Linked DNA regions of Homo sapiens: region 2 is linked to region 1. The links are chromatin loops, found by intact Hi-C in ENCODE. Cell type or tissue: IMR-90. All regions are shown on one strand. Each heading gives the region's core, and the rest is flanking DNA. Links, peaks and the distances in the headings are about the cores only.

Region 1 (17,108 bases), core at 3,774-11,773:
CTGCAGTAAGCCGAGATCATGCCACTGTACTACAGCCTGGGTGACAGAGCAAGACTCTGTCTCAAAATAAAATAAAATAAAATAAACAGCATAAGGTTGAGCGAGAAAGAATAGGGCACTGCAAAAAAACAAAACAAAACAAAAACAAAAACATGCAATATAATTCCTTGTATATCAAATTCAAAACCTTTAAATACTGAGCAATATATTGTTTAAGGATACAAATAAATGTGGTAATGGAAATCAGGGGAATGATAACACAAGATTGAAGACAGTTGTTGCCTCTGTGAAAGGAGAGAATAGAATGAGACTGAGAGGTACTCCACTCAGAGGACTTCAAAGGTAATGGTAATATACTTTTTCTTAAACTTGATATTGAGTATATGAGTATTTGTTGTTTCATTATTATTTATACTTTACATGTATTTTACTGATACTTATATCTATTCACTGTTTAATAAAAACAAGTATGAAACAAAGTAAGGAAATAAATATAAATTCAGGATTCAGGGAAGTAGTTGCTGGGGTACAGGAATGAGCACGGCGTAGGGGGAATGAATGCGTTTAAAAACTGGGACATAGGAAACCTCTATGTGGTCTTAAATAGTGGTACTGAAATGTTCTACTTCTTGGGGGATGAGTCCATATGTCTGTTGTATTCTTTTGCTTAATAATTTGCTTGTACGTCAAATATACACTTTTGTATATATTAAATAATTCATAATAAAAAAATTTCAAGGCCATTCAGGTCTAGCAGTACCATTCAACTCACCAGAATGCATCTCACTGTGTGAACAGCACTTGGATCTTTATGGTTGGCTGCCCAGTGAAGTGGGATCTTGCCTTCAACATCAGGAATCCCAATGTTAGAATCATGCTTGATGAGCAGCTTCACATGCTCAGGGTTATTGTAGTAGGCACTCCAATGCAGAGCTGTTTGCTGCAAAATCGAGAGGTTCTCGAAATAACAACAGTAACAACTAACTTTCCCCAATCTTTTATTGTGGGACAGGCACTGTTATAAGAGTTTTATACAGTAGTTGCCCTGTATCTTTGTTTTCACTTTTCATGATTTCAGGTCTCTGTGTTCAACCGAAGTCTAAATATATTAAATAGAACATTCCAGAAATAAACAATTCATAAGTTTTAAATTGTGTGCCATTCTAAATAACATGTTGAAATAGTGCTTCATCCCACCCCATCCTACCTGGGACACAAATCCTTCCTTTGTTCAGCATATCCCCACCGTAGACATTCCCTGCCAGTTAGTCACCTAGCAGCCAACTCAGTTATCCCATTCATTGTCACAATATTAGATTCACAGTGCTTGTGTTCAAGTCATCCTTCTTTTACTTAATGGCCCCAAAGCTCAAAATTATTGATACTGGTGATTCAGATATGCCAAAGAGCAGCTATGAAGTGTTTCCTTTAAGTGAAAAGGTGAAAGCTCTCAACTTAATAAGAAAAAATTGTTTGTTGAGTTTGCTAAGCTCTACCGTAAGAACAAATCTATCTGTGAAACTGTAAAGAAGGAAGAAGAAACTCATGCTGGTTTTGCTGTTGCATACCAAACTGCAAAAATTATGGCCATAGTGCCTGATAAGTGCTTAGTTAAGACGGAAAAAGTACTAAATTTGTGGGTAGAAGATATGAACAGAAATGTGTTCCTATTGACGGGAATTGGGTTTGACACTATCCGCAGTTTCAAGTGTCCATTGGAGGTGTTGGAATATATTTCCTTTGAACAAGGGAGACTATTGTCTATTTAATTGCATGCAGTCATCTTACTATCTCTGGGAGACAAGTATGTTTTTAAATTTGCATGTGATTGATGAGGAAACAGCACACGGAACCTAAGTAATCTGCTCTGGGACACAAAGGAAGTAAGTGGCTGAACTGAGATTTTAACCCAGGCAGTCTGACTCCAGAATCTGACCTCTTAGGCATGACAGTTATTTAGTTCATCCGGTACTGATAACACTGAGAAAGAGAAAGCGGCCCAGTCATTTATAAATAATCATCAACAAAGTAAGTGATGATCTTGATAATGCACATCTGGTTATCACCAAGGACCTTAAGAACTTGACAGGATGTTTCGAATTTTAATATCTATAAAAAAATACATGCATAGGAAATTCATGCATCTGGAACCCATTCCATGTATCAGTAGACAAATTTTAATTTAAATATAATTTTAGAGGATAAATTATTAGACCCAGTTATTGATGAAAAGATACATTTTGAAAATACAGCAGCACTTGCTTTAGTCAACCTAAATAACAGAGTCTCTCTAAAAGAAAATAATGTTTGGCTGGGCGCAGTGGCTCATGCCTGTAATCCCGGCACTTTGGGAGATCGAGGCGGGTGGATCACTTGAGGTCAGGAGTTCGAGACCAGCCTGGTCAACATGGTGAAACCCCGTCTCTACTAAAAATACAAAAATTAGTTGGGCCTGGTGGCGCATGCCTGTAATCCCAGCTACTTGGGAGGCTGAAGCATGAGAATCGCTTGAACCTGGGAGGTGGAGGTTTCAGTGAGCCAAGATCACACCACTGCACGCCAGCCTGGGTGATAGAGTGAGACTCTGTCTCAAAAAAAAAAAAAAAAAGAAAGAAAGAAAATAATGTTTATTTGGTATCTGGTAGTAGGGCATTGCTAAACTATGTGTACTCAAGTAAAGGAAGACAAAAGTTTTTAAAAGAAAAATGAGCAGGATTACGTAATTGTTTTCAAATGATGATCCTTGGCTACAAAGATCGATAACAAAGATAATGCCAGTGCAAGGTTGGACAGGCAGTTGCTGGGCAAATGTCTTTGAAGAAGTAATTTTTGTGTAAGGTTATGATGGCCTTTGTGCAAGGCTGTGGTTTTTGCACAGTCTGTGATTTTTTTTTTTTTTAATCAGGCTTACAAGCACAAGAATCCTCTCTTCATGGCCTTCCCTGGCTCTGTCAGGTTTTGTTGTTGTTGTTTTAAACAGAAACAACTCCATTTTGATTTTGACAATGTTCACACTTTATTTCAGATAAAAGTTGAAAATGATCATCTTGAACTTGTTGAAGTTGCTTTAAAATCTCTTCTGCTGTTCTCGTCAACATAATTCTATAAGACTGGCTTCCCTATTAGGATAATTATTAAGAAAAAATGTAAGAACTGTTTAAATATATATTAGCCCTCGTGAGTAGCATTGTCAGCAATCCAATCTACAATTAGATAATTTAATGAGCAGGAACCAAGCTCATCTGTCACATTAAAAACTTTAGAAACTGACATACATGGTATTCCTTCAAGGTGTACCTATAGGCATTTAATATGAACACTCACTATTTAACTTACTACTTTTGCTTACTAACAACTGCAGATTTTTAAAAAGCCACAAGTATAATAGCACTTACTAATTACCTATAACCACATCTTCAATAAACAACACGTAATTCCTTTCTTTTCCTATGTTATACTTGTTCTGATTCTATTTACTGAAATGTAATACTATGCTGAACCTAACAGTAATCCTATTAACCTTTTTCCATACATACAAAAATTGAGGCACAGAGGAGTTAAGCAATTTGCTCAAGGACACAGAACAAGTTAAGTAGTGGATTCTGGGTTGAAACCCAGGAAGGCTGATACCAAAGCGTAGGCCACTAAACCACTAAGCATTTAGGACATTGCCATGGGCATTTGGCCATCATGAGTCTAACCACCTATAGTAACTATTATGACTCCCTGTCAAATATTGGGTTTTGGAGTTAAGACAGGACTGATTTTTTTTTTTTTTTTTTTTTTTTTGAGACAGTCTCACTCTGTCACCCAGGCTGGAGTTCAGTGGCACTATCTGGGCTCACTGAAACCTCTGCCTCCCAGTTTCAAGCGATTCTCATGCCTCAGCTTCCCGAGTAGCTGGGATTACAAGCGCATGCCAACATGCCCGGCTAATTTTTGTAGTTTTAGTAGAGATGAGGTTTCACTATGTTGGCCAGGCCAGTCTTGAACCCCTGAACTCAGCTGATCCACTTGCCTCGGCCTCCCAAAGTGCTGGGATTACAGGCATGAGCCAATGCGCCCGGCCGACAGGACTAGATTTGAATTCTAGTTCTGCCACTTGCATCTTGGGCAAACTTTTAATCTTCCTGAGCTTCAGTTTTTCCATCTGTAAAAAGATGATACTACCTAACACACATGGTTGCTGAGAGGATAAAATGACAGAATTTAAGTGAAATACTTCCCTGAGATGTATGGAGATTTGGAATTGTTCTACCATGTATATATGTGGTAATTCAGGCCTTCTTCCTTGAAATTTCACATCATAAAAGGAAGCATTTGCTTTCTGGTCTTATTAGTCTTTGATTTTGAGTATCCATTACCTTGTTTTTATCCTGTGTATCCACTTCTCCTGGTGCCATAAACTTCAGCAGAAGTGCCAAACACTTAGGGCTCCTGTGCCGGGTGGTCAAGTGCAAAGGAGTCATCTCTTCCAGATCCTTTTGCATCCAGTTTGCTCTGCGTGTAAGTAAGAGTTTCATGAAACGATAATTTCCCTAAATAAAAAACAAGAGATGATAAGAAAAAAATGTACTATGGGGTCAAAATTTTTTTTAATTTTAAAATGTTTTAAGTATGTTAATTATTCTCCTAGAGTAATAACATCCAGAGAAATTAATAAGGAAAAATGCTTGTAATTCCACTATACTATCAATTGTTTTATTTTTTCATGTTTCCTTCCAAGAACTTTCTACATGAATATAATTTACATAGTGGCTGGCCAATATTTTATTGCAAATAAAACAACATGTTTTATTTAACCAGTCTATTATTGTTAGATATCTAGAATGTTTCTAATATTTTTTTTGTAGTAAATGCTTCACTGTACATCTTTTTTCACATTTTTTTTCTTAATTTTTTCACAAGAATAAATTATCAGGAACCAAATTGTTGGGTCAAAGACGTTTGCACATTTTACAGTGTTTGGTGTATTTTCCAAATTGCTATCTAACAGCAGCAATGTGTAGGTGTATTAGTTTCAGCACATTTTGACCAACATAGTACCTATTATTTATACTCAAAGTGTAATAATGCGAAATAAGCAGAGATGTTAAATCCCAATTTACAGGTGAGGAAACTGAGATTCAAAGTAGTTAAACGTTTTGTTCAGGACCTCTGGTTAATAAGGTATGGATGATTAGTTTTCTTAAAGAAAGCTATTTATGGGTACAACTAAGGTAGAGGCAGCTTATTCAAAGTTTGGATCCCAGGGCCGGGCGTGGTGGCTCACATCTGCAACCCCAGCACTTTGGGAGGCCGAGGCGGGTGGATCACGAGGTCAGGAGATTGAGACCATCCTGGCCAGCACGGTGAAACCCCATCTCTACGAAAAATTAGCCGGGCGTGGTGGTGGGCGCCTGTAGTCCCATTTACTCGGGAGGCTGAGGCAGCAGAATGGCGTGAACCTGGGAGGCGGAGCTTGCAGTGAGCCGAGATCGTGCCACTGCACTCCAGGCTGGGCGACAGAGTGAGACTCCGTCTCAAAAAAAAAAAAACAAAAAAACCAAGTTTGGATCCCAGACTCAAACGGTCACCTAAATGCCAACTCAGAAGTCATGGTAGGCCCACCCACTTGCAGGCAGTACTCTCCAAGTCAGTTAAATCCTCCAGTCTGGTAGAATCAACCCACCTCAAGAAAGAAGCAGGCCGGGTGCGGTGGCTCATGCCTGTAATCCCAGCACTTTGGGAGGCTGAGGTGGGGGGATCACGAGGTCAGGAGTTCTAGACCAGCCTGGCCAACATGGTGAAACCCCGTCTCTACTAAAAATACAAAAATTAGCCAGGCGTGGTGGCAGGCGCCTGTAATCCCAGTTACTCGGGAGGCTGAGGCAGAGACTTGCTTGAACCCGGGAGGCAGAGGTTGCAGTGAGCAGAGATCGCACCACTGCACTCTAACCTGGGTGACAGAGCCGGACTCCATTTCAAAAAAAAAAAGAGAAAGAAGCTTAGTTACAAGGGCCACAGCAAGAGTGTTAATGAGCCAGGCCAACCATTACATAGTAAGTCTGTGTAACATGGCAGCTTTGAACAAAATAAGACTCTAAAAATTGTTCTTCTGGGCTCTTTTCTCAGATCTATTTCCTCATTTTTACTTCCAGTTGGAGGTTTCTATGTGCTTGGTACCTCAGATATTTCAAGGTCAGTGTGACCAAACAGTATTGCCTGATCAGGTTCTCAGCCTACTTCGTGCCTATTTATCTCTCCCTATTCAGAGGATAATGGCAGGCAGGATTATTTGTCCATTTGTCATCCTTAACCTTGTTAGAAGTGGGCCCTTTTAGCATGATAATGCATTGATGTTCTCCTATGAGGGACTATCAATATTAGTAAGGAATACATTTTTTAATCAAGCAGACCACCTACTGTGAAGAATGTGCAGCTCTACAGCAAGCTTGTCCACACCGCGGCACCTGGCTTGCACGTGGCCCAGGATGGCTTTGAATGTGGCCCAACAAAATTCTTAAACTTTCTTAAAACATTATGAGATTTTTTTGCGTGTTTTTTTTTGTTTTGTTTTTTTTGCTCATCAGTTATTGTTAGTGCTATTTTATGTATGGCCGAAGACAATTCTTCTTCTTCCAGTGTGGCCCAGGGAAGCCAAAAGATTGGACATCCCTGCTGTAAGGCAAGGTTACTAGAGTGACAGTGAGGTGCAGAAGGACGAATGAGAACTAACTGCTTGCCCACAGGGGCAGAGATAGGATTGACTCAGTCCACCACAGGGGCAGAGATAAGAGAAGATAAGAAAGACCATGGCTAGGAAAGAGGATCTGTAGACTGTCTATATTAGATGGGAAGACTTGGAATAGGTGGAAAAGCCAACGGACTCTGCTGGATATTTCCTCTCAGAGAGGTTTCCCTTGATGACCCTAAATAGAACTTACTTGTTATTCTTTATTCTAGTACCTATTCATTTCTCTCATAGTACTTTTCTCAGTTTGCAATTACATATATATTTGTTTGTTTCTCTTCAGTGTGAGCTCCCTCACAAACTGTAAGCTCCATGAAAGCAGAGACCATGTTTTATTGATCCCTGTGCTCAGCATAGTTCCTGGCACAGAATAGGTGCCTAATAAATATTACTTGAAGAAATGAGTAAATAAGAAGAAATGAAATATCTTCTAGAGGTTTTTGTTTTCATTTAAAAATTCTTATTTACAAGCCTGGGAGTGGTGGCTCATGCCTGTAATTCTAGCACTTTGGGTGGCCGAGATGGGCAGATCACTTGAGGTCAGGAGTTCGAGACCAGGCTGGCCAATATAGTGAAACTTTGTGTCTACTAAAAATACAAAAAAAATCAGCCGGGCATGGTGGTGCAAGCTGTGGTTCCAGCTACTCGGGAGGGTGAGGCATGAAAATCCTTGAACCCAGGAAGCGGAGGCTCCAGTAAGCTGAGATTGCACCACTGCACTCCAGCCTGGGTGACACAGTGAGACTCTGTCTCAAAAAAAAAAATTAAAAATAAATAAATAAATAAATGATAAAAATTCTTATTTACAGTTGCTATATTAGATCATAACAGTTAAGAATCTTAATTCTCAAATACCTGGTATTTGGTTATTCTTACTTTTTAATGTTTCATTTTTCTGAGCTTCATTAATAGTGTACATCATTTATCTGGACTTGTCATTTCATTTGATGTCAGTTCTTGAGAAGGAAGATGCTAAAATTTCCTCAAGAGGGCACCCTGCTCTAAATTTCTTGCCATCTTTTCTTTGGGGAAAAAAAAAAAAAAAAAGTTTGCCCAGGAAAAACAAATCTGTGTGACACTTCATACCGAAAAATAAAGTTTGACCTTTCTGAACATAACACTTCAAATATTACAGAGTAATTCATCATGACCTTTAAAGATATTCAATCAGACAGTCATTTCGATTGGAAATTAGAGGAAAAGGGAAGGAGAAGAAGGAAACTAGTATATGTTGGTGGGGGTAACTACTGAGCTATAGACACAGTGCTTGGCATATTTACACTTTACATTATTCTGAGGACTCTACCCTCACAAGACACAGTGCAACTCAGTAATGATATTTACTCATTCATTCATTCAACAAATATTCATTGAGCCTTGTTATGAAGCAGATAACAGTACAATGCTCGTACTTTGTTTTACGTATTACAAAGCTCTTTGACATAATTTCATCTTTGTTTCTCACAGAAGTATCATCAAACATTTTCACAGATTAAATAAATTATCCTCCTGTGCCTCTATTTTCTCATATATAAAACAGGGGTAATAATGGTACCTGAAGTTATTATGCATATGAAATGAGACAAATGATATTTGTAAAAGTTCTTAGAACAGTGAACAAAGCAAATGCTCAGTAGATGTTTTTATTATTATAAATAGTTTTCCAGTGTGTAGTATTCAACAAAACATAGATGGTCAGATAGAACCAAGAATGGCCCAAGATAAAGGGCATGCAGACAGAAAGATCTGATTGTAATATACACAGTTCAGCTAGTGATTAAGAACCAAGATTAGGAAAAGGTAAAAGTAAAAATAGTTAGAATGTTATAAATAGAGTAGTCCCCCTTTATCTCCTGGGGATACATTCCAAGATCCCCAGTGAATATCTGAAACTGCAGATAGCACCAAACCCTCTATATATACTATTTTTTTCATATACACACATATCTATGGTAAAGTTTAATTTATAAATTAGGCACAGTAAAAGATTAACAATAACTAATAATAAAATAGAACAATTATAATAATATAGTGTATGAAAAGTTATGTGAATGTGGTCTCTCTCTCTCAAAATACCTTAGTATTTTTAGATCATGGTTGACCACAGTAAATGAAATCACAGAAAGCAAAACCGTGGATAATGGGGAATTACAGTAGTGGTTTGTCTGATTTTTTTTTTTCACTGAGAAAGATGTCTATATTCTGCCTACAGATAATGATGATATAGGACCAACAAAGGCATAGACAATAGGAATTTAGCAGGTACCTTGGGGAGGAGGCCAGCATCTCCTATTTCAAATGACAGAGACCCATCAGATATTATCTATGAAGGCTGGACTAGAAACAATATAATTTACTTGGACCAAGGCCAACCTGTTTGTTCTCCTAAACAAGCAACTGGCTGGGCACAGTGGCTCACACCTGTAATCCTAGCACTCTGGGAGGCCGGAGTGGGAAGATCACTTCAGCCCAGGAGGTCAAAACTGCAGTAAGCCATGATTGTGCCCCTGCACCCCGGCCTGGGTATCAGAGAAGACCCTGTCTCAAAAAAAAAAAAAAAATTGTCCTGTATGCAAATTCAATCTTTGGGAATGAGCAGAAGGGACAGAGAACTTTAAGTGCTAAAATCAGGAGAATATTTCTAGTATCAATGGAACAGAGGAAGATACTAGTTTGAGGCAGTAAGCTAATTTGACAACCCTCTGAAGGTTGTGTGACCCTTTGGACCCATGTTATAGGCTACTTTGCTTCCTGTAAAACCTTCTCATTACAGAAAGTCTAAATACTTCCTCGGTATTTCTTGAACTGAGGAGTTCTTATGTTTTTGAGAATATTCTTATAATGCAAATACTTTTTGGAGGATTTGGAAGTTAATCTATTTTTTTTTTTTTTGGGACAGAGTCTTGCTCTGTTGCCCAGCTAGAGTGCAGTAGCACAATCTCAGCTCACTGCAACCTCTGCCTTCAGGGTTCAAGCAATTCTCCTGCCCTAGCTTCCTGAATAGCTGAGATTACAGGTGCCTGCCACCAAGCCTGGTAAATCAGGTTTCACCATGTTGGCCAGGCTGGTCTCAAACTCCTGACCTCAGGTGATCCGCCTGCCTCAGCCTCCCAAAGTGCTGGGATTACAGGCGTGAGCCACTGTGCCTGGCCTGGAAGTTAATCATTTAGTATAACCTGTTAGAGCTATACAGAAACTGATCCTGTTTGGAGGACGGTTTGTTTTAGGGTCTGCTTTTATAATTTTGGAGTGGGTAGGAAATAGTATAAGAGCGAAGGAGATAATAGATCAAAAGAGGATATATACTTAAGAAAACTCTGATGGTAGGTAAGCAGAAGTAAGGGAGCTGAAGTTACAGGAAGGTCTTGATTTAGTCATTTAAAAGGACATTACTCTGCTATGATCAGGTCCATCATGCTTCTGAAATGTGAAAACATTTCCCAATATCTCTGAAACAGTGAATAAATTTTTTTTCGTTTTTCATTAGGTGGTCATAATTTTCCTCTAAATCTTCCTGTAATTAACACCAAGAGCTTCTTTCATCTGTCACATAAAGATTATGACACTTAGATTTTCTCCAAATGTATGAAAAGGGTGAAAGAGAATTAAAAGTTCTCTGACCCAGAGAACAGCACTTGAAAGGAATCTGGGAAACAAATTAGGTCAAAATGTGATTTTTAACTTTATATTTGTGTCTGTCCAGTTCTCTTAAGATGAACTCCTTTTTTTAAAAAAAAAGCACATAGCTATTTAATGGTAATAACAATGATATGGAGATTTTGAGAAAAATACTTTGATATTTTGCTTTGGATTTTTCATTTTTTAAGTAATAAAACCTAACAGATAAAGTTAATACTTCCTTTGTGTCCCCAATTCCATTACCTTCTCTCCCTCTTTGGAGACTACTATCCTGAATTGGGTGTTTATCATTCCAATGAATGTTTTTATGCTTCTATTTCATACAAACATATATATATATATATATCCATAAACGACATAGTATTGTTTTACATGTTTTCAATCTTTGTACAAATGGTCTTGCATGAATCGTGTCATTTTTTACTCAAAGCAGTATTTTTCAGATTTATTCAAGTTGCCTGGGTTCATACATTTTCACTGGAATAAGTATGCTGTCATATGAAAATAATATATTTATTCTTCTCTAGAGGGATATTTAGCATGTTTCTCATTTTTCAAGATTACCCAATATTGTAATGAATATTCTCATACATATCTCCTGGTAAGTACATAAGAATTTCTGAAACTTCTGGTTTGAGATTGCTCTCTAAAATAGCTACTCCAAGTTAACATTCATAACAGTAATGTATGAGTTCCTGTTTCTCCACATCCTCACCACACTGGGTTTTGTCTGACTTGCTAATTTTTGCCAATCTGACGGTTACAGTTTTTTGTTTTGTTTTTTAATAGAAGGGGTCTTGCTATAGCTTGCCCAGGCTGGACTCAACTCCTGGGCTCAAGTGATCCTACCACCTCAGCCTCTCAAGTAGTTGGGGCTACAGGCGTGCACCACTGTGCCTGGCCTACAGCTGTGTTTTAATGTGCATTTCCCGAATTGAGGTGGAATGTTTTTATATGTTTGCTGGATATTTGTTTCTTTTGTAAATAGCCTTCTTGTGTTGTAACTCATTTCTGAACTTGGCTATTTGTTTTTTTTTCTTACTGATCTATAGGAGTTCTTTATGTATTCTGGATACTAATTCTTGGTTGGTTTTGCAAATATCTTCTCTGTGTGGCTTATTTTTTTGCTTTATTTATGCTCTCCCACTAGGAATGAATTCGTAATCTGAATAATATTGTTTGCTTTGTTAGCATTAGATTTCTTCAAATATTTTGAAATTTCTGTCTGCAGGTTCATTTTTGTTTTTCATTTGTTTGCTTTGTTTTCCTTTTTTCTCCTTGTTGACCCATAGAGCATCTTCCACCCAGCTCCTAGTCCATTATAACAATCTGCTCCTACACAGATCTCCTGGAGCCCTGTCTTCAGTGATATTAGGGATGTCACAATTATTAACAGTGAGCTAGTGAGTAGCTTCCTGACCTGAGGCTTGGATGGTGTCCTGCTTCTGCCATTTCTCTAGATAAACAGCTTCCTATAAAGCTGTAGCCTCATAGTGAGGCAAAGAATATTCCAAAATTCTAAGAATTTTCTTGCCTTTTGCACAAATATGACCACCTTTCAATCAGTGAAAAGGAAGGAGGCATCTTCCTGAACCCTATTCTGAAATCATATTCTACAGGACTGCTGTTTGTTCCCAGTAAGTGCCTTTATGATTAACTTATAGATAATTGGCAGCTGATCCTCAAAATATTCTGGATCCTACCTCTACATTTTTTCCCCAAAATGGCTACCATATTTTCTATATCTGTCTCCCTGGGGCCTTTGCTATTTGCTTCCTCTTCAGCTGAGACGATTACTTTAACAGACTTCAATGCCCAAGACTTGACTAAAACTGCCTACGGTGGCCCTTCTCCCCACTGGAGTACTGAAGAGGCCAGATGTTTTCCCAAAACCAATACTTTGGGACCTACATGTTTTCCAATTAATTTCTTTGCATTCTTGTTCTGTGTCCCCAGTGCTTATATTTTCTGTCACTGTACTTGGAGAGAAAAACAATTGCTCACTATATATATATAAATGTTCACTATATTTTTTTGTTCATTTACAAATTGGTATAAAATTTTGGCCTAGAAAGATAACTATATTTATAATAGCACACACAAATGTAAAGTAGGTACTCTGTCATAGTTCATTTTAAATCCTAAATATATTATATACCCAAAATACATTACTTAAAATTGAAATGGAAAAATAGAAACATGATTTATTAATTATAATTATAGCTATATAATTATGTATTTATAAACTCTCAAGGCATTTACTGTATTAATTTGTAAAAAGAATTACTATCCCTAGGAAGTATATAGGTCGCAAATATCAGTAATTTCATTATATCAAACTTTTCTGTAGTGGTTGCAGACACAAATGAGTTTTGGAAATACCACAATAGTGTTGGGAGAGGCAATCTGCCCTGGGCCTTGAATGTCCCTGAATGTACTTACTGGGTATGCCAAGAATGCAAAAGCTTGACTCCACTTTACTGGGACCATTTTCCAGAGTGGGGTTTGCAGTGAGCAATCTTGAGTGACGAGGTAATGTCACCCACCAGGGCAAAGAACAAGCAGGCTTGCTTACTACTCTATTTACTAAAAGCTGGAGATTCCCAAAATCTAGCACTCTTCAGATGTCATGCAAACCCACTGTGTGCTGGGCCCATCTGAGTCCTCCATATTGCCCCCATAATCCTTGGAGGGGAGGGAAACTCATGCAAACAGATAAGTACTCCTAGCTCCTAGCTATGCCATTAGTAATGACGCTTTTCGTCTCTGATGGGAGTCTTGTGTCTTCTGCCAGCATCTGCAGCTAACTTATTACCTTGTAAATAGGGTTAATTAAATGCCAGAACTGACAAGACAGTAAAAGATGATAGGATACTGACAGAGACATAGTTTTCCTTTCTTTCTTCCTTTTATTTTTTTGAGACAGAGTCTCACTCTGTCGCCCAGGCTGGAGTGCAGTGGCGCGATCTTGGCTCACTGCAACCTCTGCCTCCCGGGTTCAAGCAATTCTTGTGCCTCAGCCTCCCAAGTAGCTGGGATTATAGGTGTGTGCCCCCATGCCTGGCTAATTTTTATATTTTTGGTAGAGACGGGGTTTCACCATGTTGGCCAGGCTGGTCACAAACTCCTGACCTCAAGTGATCTACTCACCTCGGCCTCTCAACGTTCTGGGATTACAGGCATGAGCCACTGCACCCAGCTGGAGAGACATAGTTTTCTTGAAGAGTAAGGACAAGAACCCTAGAGGCCCATTCTCAGGTATCCTTAGGTTCAAGGGTGAGAAGACCCCCTGAGATCATGCCCAGGTGGTGGGCAAGGTTAAGGGGCGAGTGACCCCAGTATTCTCTCTGTTAATGAGTCTGAATGGTGAGAGGTGGGATTAAAGCAAGCCACCCAAATAGTGCCTTTGTTTTTGCTCACCTTCCTCTGGGCAGGCAAAAGAAGGAATGGTACATGACCACGGGGGCAGCAAGCTGAAAGACCATGTGGTTGCGGCTGCAGGGCCAAGAAATCTCCAAAACAGAAATAAATGGAGAGAACAATGAAGATTTTGCTATTTGACATGGATCTTTAGGTGGATTGAAAACATTAGAAGTTCATTTGGTTGAGACATGAGTGAGCAGGTGCTCAAAAGTGAATGTGAATGCAAAACCTTGCCTAATAGGACAGAGTCAACTGTTCTATGTATCTGATTCCTGCTTTAGCCTGACTTATTTGACATTGAGGACAAAGCACTGGGTATACAGGTGGCCACTGTCTGAAGCAAAGCTGCTGGCTTAATGGTCCCTTAAATGCCTTGGCCTGGTTTGCTGATGCTTTGGCTAAGTTAAAACCCGATGGTGTCCAGTAGGGGGCAGTAGCTGTCCAACCTCAATGACAGCTCCAGGAGACTGAGTGGTAATGACCAGTTAGCCCAATGGGCTGAAATGAAAAGCCATCACCCTTACCTTAGGCAATACTCCCAAAGACTAGCCGTATTTTTACTGATTCTTGGTCTGCTAACAGTACTGTAGTCACCTGGTCTGCCACTTGGAAGACTACAGTTGGTAAATTAAAGATATTCCTGTTTGGGGCCACAAACTACAAACAAATTGTGGCTGCCAATCAGACACTTTGGGTCACTCACATAGATACCCACAGTAACAGTAAGGGCCTGCTCTCTGATAAGACCGACTGAAATCAAGTCGCTGAACAAGTCTGTATTGCCTGGTCACTGGGATTTGCCACTAGGATCCATCACTGCACTAGATAAGGCAATGAACCCACCACAATAGAATGGATACAAAGTAAAAGGTATGTTTTTCATGCAGAAGATACCACTGCATACCAGACTTATGTATCTTGCCCAGTTGGCCTCCTTTTCTTGTGGTGAAGGAGTCCACATTACATGGAGGATTGCCCTTGCCCCTTCCCAGCAGGGACCTCTGTCACCTCCTCTTGGGCTCACCTCGTGCCTTTCCACCATAGACATTTTTCAGGTTATGGTGTTGCTGCTCCACCATATGGAGTTGCTGCTCCAATCTGATTAGCCTATTCAAGCTATAGCACTGAGGACCATGTTTTGGGGTTCCTAGACCTTCTATAGTCTGACCATGATATGCCTAACAATGAGCCAATAGTTAGGTACTTAATGGACATTCCATGCTTCCTACCATCCTCAGGTATCTGGAATTGTTGAGAGCTTGGAAAGGCCTTCTTGAAAATCAACTCAAAAATGTTTCTGGCTCCACCTCTCTTACCTCCTCCTGGTCCACACTCCTGTATGAAGCAGTTTGCTTACTAACTGTGGCCACCTTCAGAAAGGGTTCATTTCATCCTTGTAGCCTCCTGGGAAATAATCAGGACAAAAGGAGTGGGGGATTATATACATCTGTTTTGAAAATTTGGGATTCTGCCTGGCCCAACCCTGGTTATCTTGCTTCTTTCTTTTTCCCAAAAGCAATCTCAGGATGGTTTGTTTCATATATCCCTTGGGTGGCAGCCAGCCAAAAGGGGGCTTAGAGATTCAAGCTTAATTTGGGTTTACCCACCTGGATTCATTTTGTTCAACTGATAAGGTCCCAGATCATAAATATCCATAATGACCATCTGATTGAGTGCCCTGCTCACTGAGTCATTCTATAGTGGTCCATATAGGCCAAAATGGAAGACATAATAGGTTTCTAAATTTGTCCCATATGTACTTACCCTTCTATAAGCTACAGGCACAAGTAGGGGATGATTGGAGAAAAGGCGAAGTTATATCTACTGGAATGGGACACATTAACTATGTGGCCAAAGAAGGAAAGCAACAACTTCAGCCCCTAGGAAGGAAACACATGAGACCTCAGGAAGTACAGGGATGGGGAGGACAATTAATACTTTCTTTGTCCTCTGGATCCGCAAGTGCATCCTGGCAAAACAAATATATAGTGAGCTACCTGAATCAAACAGCAGCTGAGGCCAGCCATCTGACCTGCGTCTGTTTTATCTCTGACCATGTGCTTGCTATGAAACAGAAAAATTCACATGGGCATTGGTGGTTCTTAATTCTTTTGCTGTGCTTGATACCATCAATGACAGCTCCTGAATGTGGACCCCGTTGTATACATGGAAGCAAAGGGACTGGCACAACCTTATTTTAATCTGATGTACACAAATCCATATGCTTCTTCTGACATGTGAGCAGCTTTGGATTATGCCATGCATGGCAACTGAAGTAACAACTACTTAGTGATACTGCCCATGTGGCTTAGACAAATCAATGTAATGGTTGATCCAAGTTTAATGACAAATCCTGAAATAAAGTGACTCTTTATTTCAGCCTCTTTAGGCTACATGTTTGTATGTAGGAAAGAGTAGGCCATGGTGTATTCCACCTTTGAGCTTGGGGGTTGCTTTTTGGCCCCTGTAATCTAGCGCCTCCTGTAACTATCTGCAACGAGGCCAAAGATTAGCATGTCAGTCTAAACTCCCTTGCATGGGTCAAAATAGATAACAGACCAGACTTAGATTACATCCTAGCTGTATAAAGTAAGATCTACTTTCTCCTCTGGGGCTTATTCACAGTTGATTTAGTCCAAGATACTGAGGGACATAGTTGATACCAATATTACAGGATGTTTTTATCCTGCTACTTGGAGTCTTGTTAAGTAAGTGCTGTATGAGACAAATTAAAGCGATGGTCCTAGTCTCTCTTGGTAAGATAAATAAAAGTAGCTGATGTAGTGGCATACTCATGTCAAGACAATGCTGGGCTGAGGGATGGGTTGTTGGAAGAGTCAATCTACCATGGGCCTGAAGCATTCCTAAACGTTCTTACTGGGTATGCCAAGAATGCAAAGTCTTGGCCACTCTTTACTTAGGTAATTTTTCAGGGTTGTGTTTGCAACAAGCAACTGGAGAGATGAGGTAATGTCTTCCTCTGGGCTTACTAAGTGCTTACTATAAAAGTGGTAGATTCCTGAAGTTCGGTGTTCCTCAGTTGTGATGAAAACCCACTGTGTGCAGCCTCTGCAACTTCCACATGTTCTCTGGGGGCAAGGGAAGCATAGACGTGGTGCTCATTCTTTTTGCTGTGTTGTGAGTAGTAAACTACTTTGTCTCTGACTGCGGAGTCTCGTATCTATTGTTAGCATCCATGAAACAGTAACAGACTAACTTCTTAGCTTATATTTAGGGTAAAATCTCATCTCAAACTCCGCAAATAATTCAATATCATTGTAATATGAAATGCATTGTAAGGGCCAGGAATGGT
Region 2 (8,000 bases), core at 1-8,000, 100 kb before region 1:
ATATTTAAGTTAAAAAAAAATTTTTTTTTTGTTTAAATTTATTTCCCTTGTCTTTGAGTATTACATTTTATTCTTCTTTGGCCTTTCTAAGATATCGTAGTAAAGTGTTATCCCGTTGGCTGGCTGGCTTACCATTGCAACTTGCTCATCTTGGCTCCCGAAATCCTGAGCTCTCTACACAGCTTATCGATATCATTCATACCGCTGCAGCACGAGCAAATAAAGAATTACTAAAAAGTTTACAAGCTACTGCCCTCCGAATTTATGGTAAGAGTTCATTTGTTTAATGGTATGGGTAGTCATTGATCCACCCTGATATACAAAAGAAGTTTTTAAGGGGAGCTCTGTAATTTTGCCTTTCCCTTAGTCTGAATTAGTAATACCATGGTTAAATTGCCAGAACAAAACATCATACAGTAAATTCATTTTCAATATTTATTAGAATATAGAAGGTTAATGATTGTTGATGCTTATTGCATTCTTAAATTGTCTTTCAAACCACTTGCTATTCATAAATTCAAAACTAATCTGATACTTAAAAATTCCTTTGAAGCTCTGATGGCAAGACATATCTTTATTACTTATTTAATCATAGTGAATATCTCGTATGACTTTCATATATTCTTTGTTCATCTAGGACTGACTTAACTAATATTTTAAGCAAAATTATTAAAACATAACTGGGATGTATGTATGCATATAATTATTGAAATATAATTCACATACTATAAAATTCACCATTTTACAATGTACAGTTCAATGAATTTTAAAAAATATATTCCTAAGGTTGTGCAACTATCACCACTGTCTAATTCTAAAACATTTTTATCACCCCAGAAAGAAACTTGTACTGATTGGAAGTTCATCCTTATTCCTTTCTTCCCCCAGCCCCTGGAAATCACTCATCTACTTTCTGTCTATATGGATTTGCCTATCATGGATATTTTGGAATTACATAACATGGGGCCTTTTGTGTCTGGCTTGTTTCACTTAGCATAATATTTTCAAGATTTGTCCGTGTTGTAACAAGTATCAATACTTTATTCCTTTTTATTGTTGAGTAGTATTTTGTTGTATGGATATGTCACTGGTATTTATCCATTTGTCTGGTGATGAACATTTGAGTGGTTTCCACCTTTTGTGGGTTGTAGTTTTAAATATGTATTTTTCAATATTGGTCATATATCTGTAGGTATATATATATACACACAGCAAACAAAGTCTTTTGCTTTAAGTCAGGTTGATGTAATTGTCACTGTTTAGCAAAATTGCTTGTTTACTTTGCATTCAATCTCTTTTCCTTATTACCCCCCTGAAAGTTTTTATTTCTAACAAGACACTTGTATATTAAATCTTTAAATTATGTTTGGTGTTTTATTTTATGCAGTAGCTTAACAAGCCATACATATGTGTTTTATGATATTAATATAATTATGCTTTTATGTAATTGATATTCATAAAATTCAGCATAAAATGTTAGCCCATAATTCAATGGAAGTCATTGATCTGCTTTATTAATCTCTGGTTTGCATGTCTTTTATAGTTGTTTTTAATATGTCTATCCACCTCACTAGATCCACAAGAAGGTGCTGTGGTGGTTCTCCCTGCAGACTCTCAGCAGCGTTTGGTTCAGCTTGTATATTTCCTACCCAGTCTGCCGGCTGATTTGCTTTCTCGGTTAAGTCGTTGCTGTATTATGGGAAGACTCAGTTCAAGTTTGGCTGCCATGCTTATCGGGATACTGCACATGAGGTAGCATGCTCAAGTGAGCTGTATTTTAAGTGTATAATCTTTTTCCCCTTTTACTGGTAATTTGTGAATTACGGAAGCCTTTTGAAGTCGCATACACTACTTTCATTTACTCTTAATGCAACAATTAAAACTATATCACTAGGTAGAGTAAGTTCACAAGAGTAAGACTGTTTCAAGTTACTTGTTTAATGACTTTTATAGATAGCTTGGAATAAGGGTTGAAATAGAATTATCAAAAGTGTGTGTAGTAAGGGATTTATTGGTAGGTGATGGTGTCGTACTTCAAACCTTTGTTGTTATGGAATTGCAGTATAGACCTTTTCTTCAGAGAGCTCAGAATTTAATGTAGCTGGTGAATTAAACAAGCTTGTGGACTGAGACCAGGAATCACTTGTAATCTCTCACTTTTTTTTTCCTGGTGGTATAATAAACATAACATAAAATTTACCATTTTAACCTTTCTTGAAAAGTTTTGCCAGGCGTAGTGGCTCATGCCTGTAATCCCAGCATTTTGGGAGGCCGAGGTGGGCAGATCACGAGGTCAGAAGTTCAAGACCAGCCTGGCCAGCATGGTGAAACCCCATCTCTGCTATAAATACAAAAATTAGCTGGGCATGATGGTGCATGCCTATAGTCCCAGCTACTCAGGAGGCTGAGGCAGGAGAATTGCTTGAACCCGGGAGGTGGAGGTTGCAGTGAGTCAAGATGGCACCACTGCACTCCAATCTGGGCGACAGAGTGAGACTCTGTCTCAAAAAAAAGAAAGTTTTAATATTTCAAGAGACAAGTTCTCACTCTGTTGCCCAGATTAGAGTGCAAGTGGCATGATCATAGCTCACTGCAGCTTTGAACTCTTGGGCTCAGGAGATCCTCCCTCCTTGGACTCCAAAGTAGCTAGCACTACATGCCATTTTCCATAGCGGCTGTGCCATTTTACTCTGAAACTCTGAAAGGTTTTATGTTGCTCATGTTGGAAGTATCCTCATGTATATATCTTCAGTCATAGTATTTTAGTATTCAGCAGTATTACTGGTTGTGGGTAGGGTCTGATGTGGTTTTAGGCAGAAATAGAAATCTAGGCTGTAGTTGAAAACTTTTCTTGTATAGATCCCCTATCTCAGGTAGGTAAGAGTAGCTTACTTTTAATAGACTTTCTTCATACCAGTATAGGACAGATATTTGACTCTGGTCACTGGAAGTGTGCTTCATAACTGACAATAAACTTGCCTTTTACCAAAACAGAGAAAAACATATAAATAAAATATTGTTTGTATTTAAAAATTTTAGGTTTATTTCTTCCTTGTATATGCACATTAGAGGGGCCTGGACATATTTTTTAAGAATTTTAAATATTGATTAGTTTCCCATGTTTTTTCTTTTTAGATATTAAAAAACTGCACTTTGTTTTGTGTAAGCAAAATGCTAGGCCTTTTAAAAGTTAAATTTTTAAAAAAAATTTTCCGTAACTTAAGAGCTTGTTTTTTATTTGACTTCCAGTAGAGGGCACTCTGTTCCTTAGATATAACTTACATTCAGTTCCGTTAAATCACCCCTTGAATGTTTCTTGAAATTGATTCTCCTTGGAAGATGCATTTAATGTCTTCATCAACATCTGTTCACTTATGTTTAATAACTTTTGTCAAGGATTATTTTAAAATCTTGGGGTTTTTTTGCTTTTATCTTTTTGTGGCGATGAGTGGCGAGAATTGGGAAAATATATTAATTTTACAAATACTGATAATACAGACTCATATTTAAATGATTGTCATTGTAGTTAAAAGTCTACCAAATTAAATTTTGCTTTTTAGTATTTGTACAGAGTCCATTAGTAGACTTCTCTCTATGTAGGTATATTATTCCCATCTAAAGTAGTCCCTTTTTAAAAAGAATACAAAATTAGGACTTTTCAGCCTTCTTGAGCCCATAGCACCATCATTTTATCACTTTTCATAGGGTCATAATAAGACTAGCCAGGCGCAGTGGCTCATACCTGTAAATCCCAGCACTATGAGAGGCTGAGGCAGGCAGATCACTTGAGGTCAGGAGTTTGAGACCAGCCTGGCCAACGTGGTGAAACCCCATCTCTATTAAAAATACAAAAATTAGCTGGGCATGGCGGCTCATGCATGTAACCCCAGCTACTCAGGAGGCTGAGGCAGGAGAATTGCTTGAACCCAGGAGGCGGAGGTTGTAGTGAGCTGAGATCATGCCGCTGCACTCTACCCTGGGTGACAGAAGGAGACTCCATCTTTAAAAAAAAAGACTGACGGTTAGTTCATTCAGACATATGTTGGGTTACTTCATATCTTTAGTTTTTTATTCAAAATAGCTCCTCTTCTTGACCATGACTATAAAATAGTCAACTTTTAAATTATTTCCCACTTATACTCTTACAATGTTGCTTCTCAGTCCTATGCATCCTGTATACTGTTGCCAGATTGATTTTTCTGCAATACTCCTTTACTCATTTCTGATTTTTATCTTGTCACACTAATTGGTCTGTGAGATCAAGTTTAGCTCAATTTTTGTAGTTCTGATACCTTGCTGTCTCTATTAAAGCATTTGTCTAATGGCAGGACATGTACCACCTAAGCAAGGATTCCATGTGTTAAAAACCCATCAGCTAGAAATCATTCATGTTTATTTTCTCTCAGCTTTTAAAAAATGTGTTTAGAATTGCTCTCTCTACCTTTTTACCAACCAGTTATAGTTTTTTTACAATCTGATGTTTTCCTCATACCATTCTACTTGTGGTGTTTCATAATAATATCCAGTGGCCTTTTCTCAGTTCTTACCCCTCTACCCCAGTTTATTTATAGCCAGATTGGGGAAACAGAAAGCATAAATACGGAAAGATGCTCCGTGGTGTTAGGTAAAATCTCTGAGGAAGGAGAAATTGGCTTGCACCAAGAAGTTTGGCTTGGGTTTTAAATAGGGTGAACATATGACCTGGTCTGCCAGGAACAGTTCCATTTTACTCCTTTTGGCCCAGCATAATCAGCGCCAGCCACCCCCTTTTACTCACAGAAGTGTTCAGGCTTGGAAAGTATATATGGTTTTCATAGTTTTAAAGACAGTATGATATATTGCTTGTCATTTATCACTTTTCACAGGGTCAGAATTTTAAATAGGCTGTTAAATAAATTTGCTGCCCCTTTTGGCCACTGGATGGCACAATTGCTTCCTGTTTTCATTGAGGTCAAGAAGATAATAGTTTGTTTTTCAACCACTATTTTGTACTTCTTTGTGTTGAGCATCTGTGCTTTTTATAACCCCCTTAGCATGTGCTATTGTCCCCATAGACCTTTGCTTATCACCTGGGAATGACACTCAAGAAGAGTGTTTTCATTATTTTATGCCTGTCCCCTCCTTAAGAATATTAATAAGGCTGGGTGCAGTGGCTCACAACTGTAATCCCAGAACTCTGGGAGACCGAGGCAGGTGGATCACCTGAGGTCAAGGGTTTGAGACCAGCCTGGTCAACATGGTGAAACCCCATCTCTACTAAAAATACAAAAATTAGCTGGGTGTGTTGGTGCACGTCTATAATCCCAGCTACTCAGGAGGCTGAAGCAGGAGAGTCGTTTGAACCCAGGAGGTGGAGGTTGCAGTGAGCTGAGATCATGCCATTGCACTCCAGCCTGGGCAACAAGAGAAACTCCATCCCCCCAAAAAATATATATATAAATAAATATAAATGCAATTATTATAACAGTAAAAAAATTACTAAGTACTTATAGGTGAATTAGAAGTTCCTAATTTTGTTTGATATTTATTCAGTTGTCTGTGATAAAAATTTTTAGTATAAGTTTGTCTGATTATTCTCAGCCTTTTTGCAATACCCATGACTGACATCTGTTTTCTTCCTAGCCTTACCTTGAAGGGAATTTTTAAAGGAGACACTAGAAACTGATCTCATAGGAGGAACCAAATAATCCTCATTTAATGGGAAGCTGCTTTACATTTAGCTATTCCTTTTGAGTCCTCTGCCAATACCTTAGCTGCACTATTGTGAAATAGACCTAGTTACAACTTTACTAAGAATAAGAACACATAGTTGCCTTATAGTGGCTTTAAAGATAAGTTTTCTTTGCCTAATTAAGATACTTTTGCTTAGTTATGTAGGAAGCTGAAGCTTGTTTAAACATAACTCATTTGCTGAGGGTAAGACTATAAAAATCAAATAGTAAATACATAGCAGCTGAACCTACTACTGAAAAGCAAAACTTCATCTTGGCTCCTTAGAGTCTGATTTTCAGATGGGATGGAAATTTTCTGTTGTACTATATATGTTGATCAAGTATGCTTTTTAATGAAAGTTTGTATTAATATGTTTGAATTTCAAACTTTCATACTAGGGTACTTGAGCCCTTGGATATGAAATTAATACAAGGCATACTATGGGTTTTATTTTAAGCTACTAAATCAAACTTGTTTTCAGTAAAGAACAATGGTTATATACTGTGCTACCTTTGACAAGTCTGTCAAGTTGGTCACTTCTGGTAATAGTTCTCCCTTTGTTTTTTATAGATCATCATTTTCTGGGTGGAAGTATTCAGCTAAAGACTGGTTGATGAGTGATGTAGACTATTTCAGCTTCTTATTTTCCACACTTACAGGTAACCACATTCACTTGCCAGATTAAAAAAGAAAAAACCTAATATGAATCACAATTCTCCTTCTAAGATTTGCCATTTTATCAGTTTGGTTCAGTTTTGAAGATGATAAATATTCTATCTTGGAGTGATTTTTGTGATTAGTAACTGGAAATCGAAAGAATATTTCTAACCTACATACACTGTTAGGCTTCTGAGGCAGGAGGATGGATGATTTGTCTTTAAATCTCTTATAGTATGAGTATCAAAACCCTGAGCATTATTTGAATGTCATGTTATTGTATTTTTAAGTTTGATGTACTACTACTATTATTTTAAATGTATTATTTGAATATTTTCATTGTATACTTGGATAATGATAGGATTCTTTGAAATTTTCTGAAGACTTGAAATTAGGAGAGTTAATATAGTGTCAGGATCCAAAAAGAACTTGACAGATCCAATACTATGCTGAATCTAGCAAGATAAATACTTCAGAAGATAAATGTAAGCTCCTATATGTTTACTGTATATTTATGAATGTATACATTTGAGGTGGGAGAGGCTGTGTGTTTTAATAGTAGTTGTCAGAAAGTTTTTAGTGATTTTAGAAAGCTCATTGGGAGTCAGTACTATGACATGGCTATCAAACTAGATGATGCCTCTTTAGGTAGTGCTTACAGAAGTATAGTGATTTGAACATCAAGGTAGATAGGGTTGGGCCACATCAGTGGTATTCTGATCATTTTGAGAACTACCTTTCAGGAGTGACTTTGGCAGCTTGTTTGTGTAGGTTAGGCCAAGTGTAAATAGAGGTGGTAAGGGGAACTAGAAATTGTTGAATGAACTATACATGTATTGTCAAAGTAAAAACACCTAGGGGGATGGAGTAGTTTTGAAACATTTGAAGGTCTATTATCTAAGAACCTAAAGCATTTGATATATATGTAGGAGTATATTACTGCTTTTACTTGCTCATTTGCTTTTTTAAACCTACCATTAATTGGAAAGATTATGCCTTTCACTCTAAGTAAAATTGTCAAAACCCTAGTAGAAGTGGTAAAACCTGTTTCTTGCTATATTATAGATTGGGTCTGATCACATCTTTTATATAATTATATGAATTTAACTGTCTTCATTGCTAGCATTTTATTTTTTAAAATATAGCATGAAATGCAGAAGCTCAGAGAAAACAAGGTAGCTTAAAGAATGTTCACTTGAAGGCATATGTCATCTCTGTTTTTTAAGAAAGTCATTGTTTTTTGTTTTTTGTTTTTTTAAATTGGCTTTCTTTGTTACCTGAATTAGGGTTTTCGAAAGAGGAGTTGACTTGGCTTCAGAGCCTTCGAGGAGTTCCTCATGTCATCCAGACACAGCTTTCCCCTGTGCTTCTCTACCTTACAGATTTGGATCAATTTTTACACCACTGGGATGTAACAGAGGTAATAGTTCATTTAAAAAGAAACTAATAATTATTAAAATTCAGTTCATCAACCAGTAATAGTTACTATATATGAGTTGCCTTGTGTGAGATCTTTTCAAAGATACTTGTTTAAAGTGCTTATAATCTTGGATGGGAGAAGTACGTTTGAAAAGGGAAACATTCTTTATAAATTGTGCCACTAGAACAGAACAAATCAGCAATTTGAATGA

Evidence for each region. A loop is a pair of places that touch in the nucleus more often than their neighbours do. Peaks named below come from ENCODE experiments on the same cell type or tissue, not always from the same donor. Only the 100,000 strongest peaks of a DNase experiment are listed, where the experiment ranks them.
Region 2: a loop joins it to region 1, with 4 times the contacts of the local background. A loop is called at or near these places in 4 of 110 quality-filtered maps.

The regions. Positions count from the first base shown.
Region 1 is chr9:100,213,492-100,230,599 of GRCh38, reverse strand. INVS (inversin) reads right to left here. Exons shown (of 17, transcript NM_014425.5): 4 at 4,365-4,538; 5 at 773-940. Among named protein-coding and RNA genes, the nearest start is that of INVS, 120 kb to the right of the region's middle. In IMR-90, for the core only: a CTCF peak has its summit at 7,721 (motif pointing right); no DNase peak of the experiment used is centred there.
Region 2 is chr9:100,320,054-100,328,053 of GRCh38, reverse strand. It overlaps TEX10 (testis expressed 10), which reads left to right. Exons shown (of 15, transcript NM_017746.4): 8 at 92-267; 9 at 1,575-1,752; 10 at 6,283-6,371; 11 at 7,656-7,789. Among named protein-coding and RNA genes, the nearest start is that of TEX10, 29 kb to the left of the region's middle. In IMR-90, for the core only: CTCF peaks have their summits at 3,260 (motif pointing right) and 4,925 (motif pointing right); a DNase peak (open chromatin) is centred at 3,273.